Linked DNA regions of Homo sapiens: regions 2 and 3 are each linked to region 1. A link is an interaction called in ENCODE POLR2A ChIA-PET data of the cell type or tissue named here. Cell type or tissue: A673. All regions are shown on one strand. Links, peaks and the distances in the headings refer to the core of each region. The heading gives the core; the rest is flanking DNA.

Region 1 (4,774 bases), core at 438-4,437:
AATGCTTAACGAATGGAGAAGCTGAAAAAGGAGTGCCATCGTAGTGAATTGTGACAGCAACATGCTGAATGATGGAGGGTCTCTGAGCAGGTATAACTCACTTTCATTAGATACTAGATCCTTCCTACTTTCTCTTTACCTTATTACATTAACCATTTAAGAAAATGAACTTTCAGCTGGGTGTGGTGGCTCAAGCCTGTAATCCCAGCACTTTGGGAGGCCAAGGTGGGTCGCTTGAGCCCAGGAGTTGGAGACCAGCCTGGGCAACATGCCGAAACACTGTCTCTACAAAAAATACAGAAATTAGCCGGGCGTGGTGGTGCGTGCCTGTAGTGCCAGCTGTTTTGGGGGCTGAGGTGAGCAGATCGCTTGAGCTGGGTAAATTGAGGCTGCAGTGAGCTGAGATTGTGCCACTCTCTCTAGCCTGGGTGACAGGATGAGACTCTGCCTTAAAAAAAGGAAAAAAGGAAGTTAACTTTTGTCTTTTTTATTTTTCTGTTAATGAGTGTTAAGGTAATTTTTTCCAAATAAATGAAAAAAAAAAAAAAAAAAAGCATGTATAGAGCAAATCCCAGGCAGGAAATCTGGATTAGTTAATTACCATTTGTTTCTGCTGTGCTTATTTAAGTAAAGCTATAAATACCGTTGATGGTTTTATAGGGAGACACAAATATGTTCTGATAGCTCAGCAAAATTTCTTGGTTGTGAATTAAAACATGAAGGATTTAATGAGATTTCCTTTAAAAATTTATCTTTGGCCGGCACGGTGGCTCACGCCTCTAATCCCAGCATTTTGGGAGGCTGAGGCTGGCGGATCACGAGGTCAGGAGATGGACATCATCCTGGCTAACACTGTGAAACCCCGTCTCTACTAAAAAAAAATAAAAAATAAAAAATAAATTAGCTGGGCGTGGTAGCGGGCGCCTGTAGTCCCAGCTACTCGGGAGGCTGAGGCAGGAGAATCGCTTGAACCCGGGAGGCGGAGGTTGTGGTGAGCCGAGATCACGCCACTGCACTCCAGCCTGGGCGACAGAGTGACTTGTGTCTCAAAAAAAAAAATCTTCCAAAATGTGTATATGCTTAATTATCAGAAAAGTAATATAGAGTGGAAAAAATTCTGGACTAGTGGTCAGAACATCTGGGTTCAAGTCCTGGCTCTATCTCTTTTTATAAGCTGTCCTACAGCTTCCTTATTTATAAAATGTTTTGATTTGGACTTCTTTCTGCCGCACAATCCTACAGAATTTAAGATTTATGTAAACATTGTATTGATCTTTGAAAAAATGAATATGAGGAAATCAGAATGAAATTATATGATTTTTAAGACAGTCTTTGATTATTACTAGGATTTCCTAATTCTTGCTTCATCCTCTTTTTGCATGGGAACACAAACTCCCTAAAAGATTTAGGAAAAAATATTTTTCTACCCAGTTGAGGGGTAAAGTTGATTCATCCTGGGAACAGTGCCCCTGGTTGGATACATCATTCAACTAAATATTCCTCCTGTCTTGCCCCCCAGCTGAAAGGCAGGAGAATGAACTAGAAAATCTTGAGATGTGGCTGGATTGGCTGCCCCAAACCTTGGTGTCTTCTGGACTTTCCTGTGTGTCTTGGGGCCTCTGCCCAGGGGCCCAGCTCCTCTGGTCTCTCTCTCTCTCTCTCTCTCTCTCTCTCTCTCTCTCTCTCTCTCTCTCTCTCTCTCTCTGTGTGTGTGTGTGTGTGTGTGTGTATATCTGTGTGTGTATGGAGGGTAGGTGAAAGGGGATGAGGAATTTATTTTTGTCTTCCTGGAAGGATAGATTCTTCTTTTTTGAATTAGCCTCATTAAACTTTTAAGTAATGACTCCTGAAAAAGGACAAAGGGATAAGGCTCTTTTCCAAAGAGTTATCTTTTTGTGCCAGCAATCAGTCATTACTCTCCTACCATGCCATGTGACACAGGATGTGGTCTGATATTTAGTCTAAATACATGCTTCACTTTTTTTCTGCTACAGAGAAGGCAATTATAATGCTCCTTTTGTTATGCAAATAACTTCTCAGAAAAGTGCCCTCTCTCCTCCTTAAAAACTAGATTTACTCAGACTAGGGTGAAAAATAAAAGTCAATCCTGGCATTTAAGTGGTTTCTGGCCCTCAGAAGCCATCTTAGTAGAAGGTGATGAATATGTTTAGTGGCTTCCTACTTCTGGAATATGAGCAGGGTCAGTCTACAGCAGAGTCAGAAGGGCTGTCCCTCCAGGGATCCAGGAAGGCCTGCTAACCTCACTGTATAACCCAGTCTTTTGGGGAACAAAGTTGACACTTCTGAATTGTCCTGTATTTCATTTCTTTGGACCCTACCCCACTAAACTATAATAAAATTGGGGTAAGTGGAATGAATGTAATAAATCAACCTTTTCACTCACATACGTTAGTGTTATATTATTCTTTTATGTAACAAAATGCCTTAAGTTAGTTATTGTATTTATCTAGAATTTTCCATGTGATGGGGAGGTTATTTCTTATACAGGGTCATTTCAAATCAAAGCAATATAGTTGTATGATTTGCCTACACATACGAATAGCTATTGATATTTTCATTAATTTGCTGATGTTCTCCTTAAGTGAATAAAGCATATCATTAAATAAAACTTTTGTGAGGCCTTTAACATTTCTGGAATGCTGGCTTCCCTGCCCCCTATGTTGTTTCAGTTACTTCTGTTGGCTTTAGCTACGTTTATATGTGACATGTGCTTATATTTTCTTTTCTTGCCCTGTTCTTATATAGTTTTGGGGAAAAAAATGGCCTGATTGAACAGGCTTACATTCTTTTACTGTTTTTGTGAATGACTAGTAGTAATATAGAATTTAATGATTCAGTCACACAAAAAACTATTTGGTCTTGTTTTTTCTTTTTCTTTTTCTTTTATGGGGGAAGTGAGATCTTTACCTTTTCAGATTCTTTAGTCCTAATTGGTTTATCTAAGTTTTCTATTTTTTCTTGCATCAATTTTTGCATTTAAAAATTTTCTAGCAATTTAACATTTTCATCTAGATTTCAAAATTATTCACATATAATTATTTATAAAATATTTATTATTTTTTTTTAAATTCTCCAAAAATTTCTATGGTTAGTTTCCATTTTTTCATTCTGCATTTTATTGGTCAATATTATTAGTCTGTTCTAGAATCAGTTTTTGGTTTTATTACTTTTCTCATTATTTAATATTTGGTCTCTATTTTATTTATTTTTCTCACTGCCTTTATTACTTCCTTCCTTCTTATTTAAGTTTATTCCGTAGCCCTTTCCGTAACATCTTGAGTTGAATGACTCATCAATTTATTTTTAAACTTTCTTGTATCTTGACAAATGTAAAGTTAAAATTTCTTTGAGTACTGCTTTAGGTATGTCCAACAAAGGCTGAAAAGCAAAGTTTGTATTACTCGTCAGTTCTGTATATTGCTTCTTTTCCTCTTTAACACACGGACAATTTGGTAACATATATTTCCAAACAGGTGAGATTTTTTTTTAAAGCTCTCTGTTTGTTTGTTAGTAGTAACTAATTTTAATGCATTGGTGCTAGGAGAATGCAGTATATAAACCATTGATACTGTGGAATGCATGGAACCTTCCCTTATAGACAAATACAAGATTTAACTTTTTAAGTGTTATATGGTATGCTTATAAAGATCCAATATTCTCTGTTAGGTGAAAAGTTCTCTATTGTCTAATAGTTGGAGCTTATTGTCTAAATTCTTCAGGTTATTGATATTACTGCATATTTTTTTTTCTGGCTGATATATTAGTCTCTAAGAAGGTATATGAAAATCTATATCTAAAATTGTTGATTTATCTATTTATACTTATTATACACTCTGTCGTTGACTGATACATTTTTCAATTGTTCCTGTTTTTGGTAACATTCTTCTTTATCTCTTATGATTGTTTTTGCCTTGCATTTTTATTTTTCAGAAATTATGATTGCCATCCCATGTTTCTTTTTGTTTAAATTTTTAAATTTATAATGGACACATAATAATTGTACATATTTATGAGGTACAGGGTGTTTTTTCAGTGATTATGTACATAGAATAATGATCAATTTGGGGGTAATTACCATTTCTATCACTCAAAATATTTGTCATTTCTTTGTGGTGACAATATTCAAAATCTTCTCTATCTTGCTAATTTGAAATATATACTACATTGTTTTTTGCTATAGTGACCTTACTGTATATCAGAACACCCAAATGTATTCTTTCTAAATGTAACTTTCTACCCATTGAACAACCTCTGCCAGTTTCCCCCTCTCCCTACCCTTCCCAGCCTCTGATAACCACTATTCTCTCTACTTTTATGAAGTCAACTTATTTAGATTCCACATATGAATAAAATCATACAGTGTTTGCCTTTCTGTGTTTGGGTTATTTTACTTAACACAGTGTGCTCCAGGTTAATCCATGTTGCCACAAATGATAGAATTTCATTCTATTTGATGGGTGAATAGCGTTTCATTAATATATATTGTATTTTCTTCACCCATTAATCTGTAGATGGGAATTTAGGTTAATTCCATGTCTTGGCTATTGTGAATAGTCCTGCAATAAACATAGGTGTGCAGATGTCTCTTTGACTTACTGGTTTAATTTCCTTTCGATGTATACCTAGTAATGGATTGCTAAATCATGTGGTAGTTCTATTTTAAGTTTTTGAGGAGCTTCCATACCATTTTCTATAAGGGCTGTACTAATGTACATTTATTTCCACCAACAGTATATAAGAGTTTCCTTTTCTC
Region 2 (4,774 bases), core at 574-4,573, 310 kb after region 1:
CTTACAAATATGATTAAGTCTTCTAGACCTCCAACACTGAGTAAGAAGGGAAAACTGCTCAGTTTTCAGAACTCCACTTATGATTATTTGTATGAACATGGCAAAAATCAAAGATAATTTTGCTAATTAATGCAAAGAAACATTTGAAACATGTCATAATATTTGTTGTACAGTAAATTTCTCTGATCTATTTGTAGTTCAAAAGAAATCATATATTTACTTTTAATTGTTACTATCAATAAAATTCTCTTGAGATTAATGAGTTGGCTTTTCAATGGAGTTTAATGTGACAATGGAAATAAATGTACTTGTCACAGAGTGTGGCCCATAACAGACACACCATGATTGTTCATTTTTTCGTACCCTAGACATACTTTGTATGTATAAAAGGTATGGAATTTCTTTCATGTTTATCTCTTCTGTTATCTAGCTAAAGTCATAAATCTCCATCTCCAGCATCTTGAACTATTTTCTTTATTGTCTCTCCTCCCAGTTTAAAAATGTGCTTATGTCTCCCCAGTCCTTAGCAAACACACTAACTACAGTCTTCCTCTAATCTTGCCTTTGAAACATGAGCACTAACTCTTCTGGATGTTCTGTGCTGTCCGGTCTTTGTGACCATGCTCCATGCTTTGGCTCTCTAATTACTCCTTCTCATTCTTCTGCTGTCTCCTTTTTCCACCAATGTAGGGTAATCAGCTATCCCAGTTTGCCAAGGATTGTCTCAAGTTTAGCACCAAAAGCCCCTGTTTGAGGAAATCCCTCAGTCCTGGGCAAACTAAGAAAGTCAATCAACCTAAATTCAACCCTTAAATGTTGGCATTCCTCAGACTTCCAACCTTAGTTCTCATCTCTTTCTTAGCAAGAATTTTTGCATTCTGCAGAGGCTTCAACTACAGTCATGTACCACATGAAAATGTTTTGGTCACTGATGAACTGCTTATATGATGATGATTCTACACAATTATAATGAAGCTGAAAATTCCTATTGTTTAGTGATGTTGTAGCTGTTGTAATGTCATAAAATCATAGTGTAATGCATTGCCTTTCCTATGTTTAGATATACAATTTCTTACCATTCTGTTACAATTGTCTACAGTATTCAGAACAGTAACATGCTGTGCAGGTTTGCAGCCAGGAGCAATAGGCTGTATCATGTTACCTAGGTATATAGGAAGCTATAGCATCTAGGTTTGTCTAAGTACACTCTATGATGCTCATAAAATGAAATCATCTAGCAATGCATTTTTAAGAAACTATACCTGTTGTTAAGCAACACATGACTGTATTGACAATGTATCACTGATGACCAATTTTATATCTCCAGTCATAAGTGCTCTGCTGAATCACAAACACTATTTCTGAGAAAAGGACATGAGTTGTGGGGTAGGCTCATAAAATCTTGTGTTCAAATTCAAGCTATACCAGCTACTAAGTATGCAGTGTTGCATAATTACTTACCTCTCCAATTTATAGTTTACTATCTTGCAAATGAGGACAATCCTCAACTTAAAAGATTGTTGTGAGTATTAATGCTAAAAATTGTCAAGTTCTCGGTACAGTGCTGGTATGAAGAAAATCAATTTGCAACTATTTTTACATTATTATTGCTGCTATATTTTATTCTAGTGCTTTTCAGAATTTTTTCCACCGCAGCTCATCTGAAGGATGTAAAAATACTCCAATAAATAGAATGGCTCAATATGGAAGAAATTTTCAAAGGAGAAGAGAGGCATGTCTAACCTAGAAAAAAGCCCCCAAGTAGTCCTGGCATTCAAGCTCTTGGTAGATCAGAGTCCCTTCAGCTCTTCTGTCTCCATGCTCTTGTTCTAACAAGTTCAAAAGACATTGTTACCGTGGATATAAATTTAGTTAGCATATTGAAAAATAAAAAATTATTTTCTTGTATCCTCCTTACATTCCTGAATGTTTCCTTATCCTATTCTATGTGCTTGTTCAATCACCTACCACTCATTAATTTAATCCAATCTTTTTTTTTCTAGATTAGAAATTCTTAAAAGTTAAGTGTACCTTAGAATTATCTGGAGGTTGTGTTAAAACACACATTTCTGGCTCTTCAACCAGGGTTTCTGATTTGCAGCTCTGGAGTGAGGCCTGAAGATGTACATTTCTAGTAAGCTGCTAGACGATGCTGGTTCAGGGACTATACTTTGAAAACTACTATTTTAGGATATTTAAATGACATGGCAGTTTAACTTATTTTTAACCTCGAGTATTTGTTTTATTTTTCCTCCTCTTTCTTCTGCTGTTATTTCTCCTTCTCTTCTTCATTCTTTTAGCTTTTCTTACCTGGAAATCTGATTTTCTTCCTCGCTCTTGGCATTATAAATGAACGAGACCTTGCAATTCTGCATATTTTTATTATTTTATCTAACCTCTATTTCCATATGCAATTAGGAATCTAGTATAGTATGTGAATTCCATGTCATCCCTAGGTCTTTACATTCTTAGATGCGTGAAACCTGATAGTCAAGAGACTCAGTGAAAGTGAAGTTTAGTTATGTTTAAATGGCTTAAATTTTACCTTTTATTATGCCTATTCTGCTTGATTATTTATGAAATGTTGAGTAAAAATGGAAAAATGTGCATATAATAAAATTGTAGACACCACTGAGCATGACCACTCTTTTACTTTATAGACCTGAGCATGAAGAATTTAAATGATATTCTGAAAGTCATAATGGTAGCTCAAAGAAGAATATTCAGAATTTCTTAGTGTAGTACATATGCTGGTCCATTACAGCTTGTTTTAATATCATAACAATTCAGTTTATGGATTGAAGTAATATTTAGGTCACTCTTAGGGTAGTGACAGTCCTAGAGCTATCTATGGATTGATTTCCATATTAGTAGAATTGTTGACTATACCTTTCTGGAATAGAGACATCCAATGAGGTAAAATACAATAAAACATTGCATTTTTTTCTGTTGTTGAAATGGTTGATTTTTGGAACCTTAATGGGAATTTTTTCTTTCCTCCTTGCTTTTCTGCCTGTGAACACAACCATTGTGTGTGTGTGTTTTAATACTGTGGAGCACTGCAGCATGTGGAACGTGAGTGAGCATCAAATGGGGAACACAGAACATTTTAACCTACTGAGAACTTTCACTTTCCAGGGTGACCTGTTTGTACTCTGTGCCAAGAGACCTCTAAGAGGCCGACAGCTGCTTTCATTTTTTCATTGTAGACATGAAGTGCAGCCCCTGCAGCAGCTGCAGAGCCCCCCACCTCCCATTCCGCATATACTAAGAAAAGGGACTCTTTAATCTCTGGGCCTGAGAAAAAATTTATTAAGGAATGAAATAGGGCCACAGAATTCCTGGGGTGAGCCTCTGTAACACAGCAGGTGGTGGCCAGGAAGCCATGACAAAATCAAGGAAAAAGATTCAGATTTTTTTTTTTTTTTTGAGGCTATGCATGATTAGCAAAAGACATGTGGGTTACAGCTGTCCCTTAGAGAAGATCACATTTTGCATCTTGAAGAATGAAGGGCGGCTTTCCCTCTAATGAATTTGAAAGACTTCCTTGGCAGATTGTTTTGTTATAAGCTAGAGATCCCCAGTTGTATTTTATTTTTTGTTCTTTTCTAAACTAGTTCCATCCAGCCTAATGAATCTTAAAGCTCTTCAAAAGTTAGCAATAGGAAATGAGATTTCTTGTCTTTCCTCCTTCCCTTTCTTTAAAAAAAATTTATTTTATTAAATATGGTCTTTATTAATTCTTGGACAAGGCCTCTGTGTGTTGCATCAATTTCAAGACCTATTGGTGATTGCTGTCTGTCATTCTGCTTCCAAAGTAAACTAACTGGATATTGAAGCAAAGGCAGAAATGAGAGGACAAGGGCCAATACCAAAGACGAACAGAAGCAGCAGTAACAGACCCTTAAATAACTGTTTTTTTTAAAATCAACATGAGATAACTGTACATATTTATGTGATGTATGTGATAGTTTCATGCATGTATCCAATGTGTAATAGTCAAATCAGGGTAATTGGTATATTCGTTACCTCAATTATCATTTCTAGTTATTTTTACAATAAACTATAGTCACCTTGTTGTGCTATAGAACACTAGACTCATTCCTACTATTTAGTTGTAGTTTTGTCCCTGTTAATCTACCTCTTCTTATCTCCCTCACCCCTTTATCCTTCTCAGCCTCTGGTAACCAGTATTCTACTCTCTACTTCTATGAGATAAACTTTTTAAAGTTTCCACGTATAAGAACATGTGGTATTTATTTCTCTGTGCCTGACTTATTTCACTTAACACAAATGTTCTCTAGGCTCATCCATGTTGCTGCAAATGAAGGTATTTAATTTTTTATGGCTAAATAATTTTCTATTGTGTACATATACCACATTTTTTCATCCATTAATCTGTTGATGGACAATTAGATTGCTTCCAAATCTTGACTATTGTGACTAGTGTGATAAACATGAAAGTTCAGATATCTCTTCTACATAATGATGTCCTTTCCTTTGTGTATACATTCAGTTGTGGGATTGCTGGATCATATGATATTTCTATTTTTAGTTTTTTTGGGAATCTCTGTACTGTTTTCCACTATGGCTTGCTAATTTACATTCACACAAACAGTATATGAATTCCCATTTCTTCACATCTTTGCCAGTTTTTGTCTTTTTGATCATAGTTACTCTAACGGTGGTGAGGTGATATCTCATTGTGGTTTTCATTTGAATCTCCAAGATTAGTGATATTGAACATTTTTCACATACCTGTTGGCCATGTGTA
Region 3 (4,774 bases), core at 574-4,573, 200 kb before region 1:
TCTTGTTGATGTCCTCTCTATTTTTCCTTGAAATTTATTTGTTGAAGGAATTGGATTATTTGTTTGATAGTGTTTTGCACAGTCTGAATTTTGCTAATACATCTGTGTGATGTTTAATACGTTCCTTCACATTTCCTTGCAAATTGGCATTTAAATCTAGAAATTTAATCAGATTCAGTTTAGAATTTTTGGCAAGACCACTTCTTAGGTGGTGCTTTGTTCTACTGGGCGGCATATAGTATCTGAATATCTCCCTTTGTGATATTAGCAGCCATTTATGATCACTGCTGAGTCTATACAATCCAATGTGGTAGCTATTAGCCACATGTGGCTACTTAAAAATATAAATTAAATTAAATTAAATTAAAAATTCAATTTCTCAGTTATATCAGTCCTCTCTCTTTCTTTCTTTTTTTGAGACAGAGTCTTTCTGTGTTGCCCAGGCTGGAATGTAGTGGCACAATCTCAGCTCACTGCAAACTCCGCCTCCCGGGTTCAAGTGATTCTTCTGCCTCAGCCTCCTGAGTAGCTGGGATTACAGGTGCCTGCTGCCATGCCCAGCTAATTTTTGTATTTTTAGTAGAGATGTGGTTTCACCATGTTGGCCAGGCTGGTGTTGAACTCCTGACCTCAAGTGATCCACCCGCCTGGGTCTCCCAAAGTGTTGGGATTATAGATGTGAGCCACTGCACCTGGCCTATCAGTCACATTTCAAATGCTAAATAAATTCATGTTGGTTATAGCTACTGTATAAGATACAGAACATTTCCATCATCACAGAAAGTTCTATTGGACAGCATTGGTCTAGATCTATTAATTCACAAAGAGTAGTGATATGGTGCTATTCTAACATTAATTTTACATTTATTAGTTGGAAAACTATAGAGAGAAATCCCTCATATCTACTATTTGGTTACCCAGTGATCAGTTCACGTAGGAAAGGCAGGATAAAGGTTAATTCTTTACCTTTAATGAGTTCATATTGCAGCATCCTCCAAAAGTGAATAACTAAAAAAAACCATGCATGATTTTAGACATTGGATACTCCTTCCTCCCTTCAGTCTTTCTTTCCTTCCTCTTTCTTTCTCTTTCTCCTCTCTCTCCTTCCTTCCTTCTTTCACATGCATGCTCTCTCTCTTCCCTTCTTCCTTTCCCCCTCCCCTTCCCTACCCTCCCCTCCCCTCTCCTTCCCTCTCCTCCCCTTCTTTCCTTCCTTCCTTGATAGGCTAATTGTCCTTCATGGAAACATTGTCTTGATGAACAGAACACAGCTTTTGGCAAATTTTGCTAACTGTCTGTGGTAGATTGAATTATTTGTCCCAATTTTCTCCCATCCATATCCTTTCCCACATAATTAAGTTTGCAGTTCCTCTAACCAAAAGGTGGAGTATTCTACCCATCCTTGACTTGGTCCTTGACCATGAAACTTGCTCTGGGCAACAGGATCTTCACAGATGTCAAGTAAACAGGGACCTAAAATGTGCTTGAGCAGTGGGGCTTGTTCTCTTGTGCTTCTACCATGACCGCAAGAAGGACGTGCTTTTCCCAGACTACTGTTCCAAGGAAAAGGAGAAACACAAAGTGGGAACTGCCTCAGCTGGCCTGCAAACTTGGGATCTGAAGCAAAAGTTTATTGTTGGTGTGATTTTGAGGTTGTTTCTTTGCTTATTAATAGATTAATAAGTTTACAAATTGTCCCATTAGGTGAGAAACTCCCAACTGGCATTGGCAGATGTCATCTCAGATTAATGTATCTTCCCCAGATAGTACTTTGCTGTTCAAAATATAGTAATTAAAATCATGCACTAGAAGAACACTAGAAACTTTGTAAGAACTCAAATTAATTGTGATTTCTTTTTGTCTGGTAGATTTTTTTTGGAAAACATACCTTTGCTTTTACTATTTATGATAATATATTAGTATTTTAATTTCTAATTGGCTGTTGTGCAATAAAAAATACACATATTGGTCTCTGCCCCCCAGTCCCTGGCACAGAGTTCTTAAAACTCTTGTAGTTTCCTGAGCAATAGGAGTGCTAGGAGAATCTTTCATTCTAATGTTTGGTTTCTGCTCTGGTTCTTGAAACAGAGTTCTTAATACTCTGTTAGATAGGGGTGCTAGGAGAATCTTTTGTTCTAATATTTGGTCTCTGCTCTGGTTCCTGACACAGAGCTCCAAAGACATTTGTAATTTCCTAAGTGTTAGCATCTGACACAGAGCTCCTAAATCCCTTGGAATTTTCTGTGCGATGAGAGAGTCTTTTGTACTAATGAGGTAACTCTTGGTAGGCTGCTGGATAGAGGCTGGTCACCAGAAAGACCAAGCTATGATTAGAAGCCTGGAACTTCTAGTGCACCCTCATCCTCTGGAGAGGGGAGAAGGGCTGGAAATGGCATTAATAATTATTTCTACTTGATGAAGCTTCCATAAAAATTCCTGGATTATAGGGTTCTGAGAGTTTTTCTTTGTTTTTTTTTTTTTTTTTTTTTTTTTTGAGACAGGGTCTCCTTCTGTCACTCAGGCTGGAGTGCAGCGGTGTAATCAAGCTCACTGCAGCCTCAATCTCCCAGACTCAAGTGATCTTCCTACCTCAGCTTCCTAAGTAGCTGGGACTACAGCCACGCACCACCACATCTGGCTAATTTTTTTGATTTTTAGTAGAGACAAGGTTTTGCTATGTTGCCCAGGCTGGTCTCGAACTCCTGAGCTCAAGCAGTACTCCTGCCTTGGCCTCCCAAAGTGCTGGGATTACAGGCATGAGCCACCAAGCCCAGCTGCTTCTGTTAATTAATTAATTAGTTTATAAATTATTCCATTGGGCGACATCTTTCAACTTCCAAACTAGAATTGGCAGAGGTCATTTATTATACCCTTTATTAATAAACTGGGAAACATAGTTTCCCTGAGTTCTGTGAGCTGCTCTAGCAAATTAACCAAACCCAAGGATGGGATTGTGGGAACCCCAATTTATAGCTGTTGGATCAGAAGCACAGGTCACAACCTGAGTTTGTGATTGGCATCTAAGGTTGGGGGCAGTCTTATGGGAAGGAACCCTCAACCTAGGGGATCTGCTGCTATTTCCAGGTAGTTTGTGTTGGGATTGAATTGACTTAGAGGATGCTCAGCTGAGTCTGCTGTAGAATCTGCCAGAGAATTGATTGCTTGGTCAGCATGGGAGAAGCTCTTCTATGCATTTTGGTGGCCAGTGTGTTATATTGAGTGTATAAAAGTGGGAAAACCACTTTGGTTCAGTTTTTCTTATATCCTTACACTACTTTATAGTCTTAATATGCTTATGACATATTTCTTGATCCAAGAAAACTGTAGACACATTTTTTTTTTTTACTTTATAAGGCTCTTAGTGTCTCAGTCAATGCTTTAATTCTTCATCCCTCTTTGACTTTGTAAGTTTTTGTCATCTGTGCTCTTTTCAAGTATTAACACCATTTACATTGTTTTGTAAACATTGTGTATTTCACATATTTCATCAAATCTAAGATACACCACTTACTTTAATACCAAGAAAGAAAATTTATTGTCAATTATTATTATGATACCATTGATTATAAGATCAGAAATGTTACAAATGTGAAAAACATATATTTTAGAAATGGTGAAACAGTGTAATTAAATCTTCTTTGTCAATTCTTTTATTCTGTTATAAATCAGTAAACCATACTTACATCAACACAACTAATTATTTTTCACTGCAAAGCCAACTAATGAATCATGATATATTCTTTTTTATTCAGTGTTTGCTTTTCCCTTGAATTTCTAAATTCCCTTCCTTTTTACTGCACTATTTTACTTTATCATAGTCTCAGTTTTCTTGTATTTCATTATGTACATCTATTCGATTAAGATCCCTTTTATTTCCCTTAAGAGCTTACTCCTGGAATTTTTCCTATTAGAAGTTCTCTCTTCATTTTTTTCTGGGGTTATATATACATTTCCCTTTTTCTTGGCTTATTTCACTTCGTTGCTAAATATGTCTTCCTAAAGTAACTTCCTAAAATGAATTTGTGAAAGGCGAAGTTTCTGAGCCATTCCATTTCTGAAAATGTTTTTATTCCTTTTGTTTGTTTTATTATGCAGGTGATAAACATTTTTTTTGTTTGTTTTTTTGAGACGGAGTTTCGCTCTTGTTGTCCAGGCTGGAGTGCAGTGGTGTGATCTCGGCTCACCGCAACCTCCGCCTCCCAGGTTCAAGAGATTCTCCTGCCTCAGCCTCCTGAGTAGCTGGGATTACAGGCATGTGCCACCACGCCTTGCTAATTTTGTATTTTTAGTAGATACGGGGTTTCTCCATGTTGGTCAGGCTGGTCTCAAACTCCTGACCTCAGGTGATCTGCCCGCCTCGGCCTCCCAAGTGCTGGGATTACAGGCGTGAGCCACCGTGCCCGGCTGCAGCTGATGAACATTTTATTTAAAAAAGGTTTGTAAAACATGAGGAAATGCTTATGATGGAATAATTAAATGGGAAAAGTAGGACACAAAGCACAAAGTTGTATTATATTTATAACATAATTACTCTTTAAAAAAGATACCAGCAAATTATGTGGAGAAAGAAAGAGAGGAAGGAAACACAACAAAATGAAATAATGCTTGTCTCTGGGTAGTGGTAAGACTGTAGCAGATTTTTTTTTCTCATCATCTTTCTACATTTTGTGTACTGAGCAGCTACTCTACCTGACCTCTCACCCCTTCTCCAGGGGAATAGATAGGGTCACCTTCATGTTTCTGCCGTGTTCCTCCCCTCTTCCCTTTCAGCCAC

What was found. ChIA-PET counts read pairs that join two places held together with the same protein. Peaks named below come from ENCODE experiments on the same cell type or tissue, not always from the same donor. Only the 100,000 strongest peaks of a DNase experiment are listed, where the experiment ranks them.
Region 2: POLR2A ChIA-PET joins it to region 1 with 5 read pairs; 1 of 35 experiments calls an interaction of 5 or more read pairs at or near these places.
Region 3: POLR2A ChIA-PET joins it to region 1 with 7 read pairs; 2 of 35 experiments call an interaction of 5 or more read pairs at or near these places.

What each region holds. Positions count from the first base shown.
Region 1 is chr6:73,884,926-73,889,699 of GRCh38, forward strand. No RefSeq gene overlaps it. Among named protein-coding and RNA genes, the nearest start is that of CD109, 190 kb to the left of the region's middle. In A673, for the core only: no CTCF peak of the experiment used is centred there; a DNase peak (open chromatin) is centred at 1,986; H3K27ac peaks cover 1,817 bases.
Region 2 is chr6:74,196,226-74,200,999 of GRCh38, forward strand. All of the region lies in intron 1 of LOC101928516 (a long non-coding RNA gene), which reads left to right. Among named protein-coding and RNA genes, the nearest start is that of CD109, 500 kb to the left of the region's middle. In A673, for the core only: no CTCF peak of the experiment used is centred there; no DNase peak of the experiment used is centred there; H3K27ac peaks cover 595 bases.
Region 3 is chr6:73,686,294-73,691,067 of GRCh38, forward strand. It overlaps a transcript of CD109 not described here. Among named protein-coding and RNA genes, the nearest start is that of CD109-AS1, 7.4 kb to the right of the region's middle. In A673, for the core only: no CTCF peak of the experiment used is centred there; no DNase peak of the experiment used is centred there.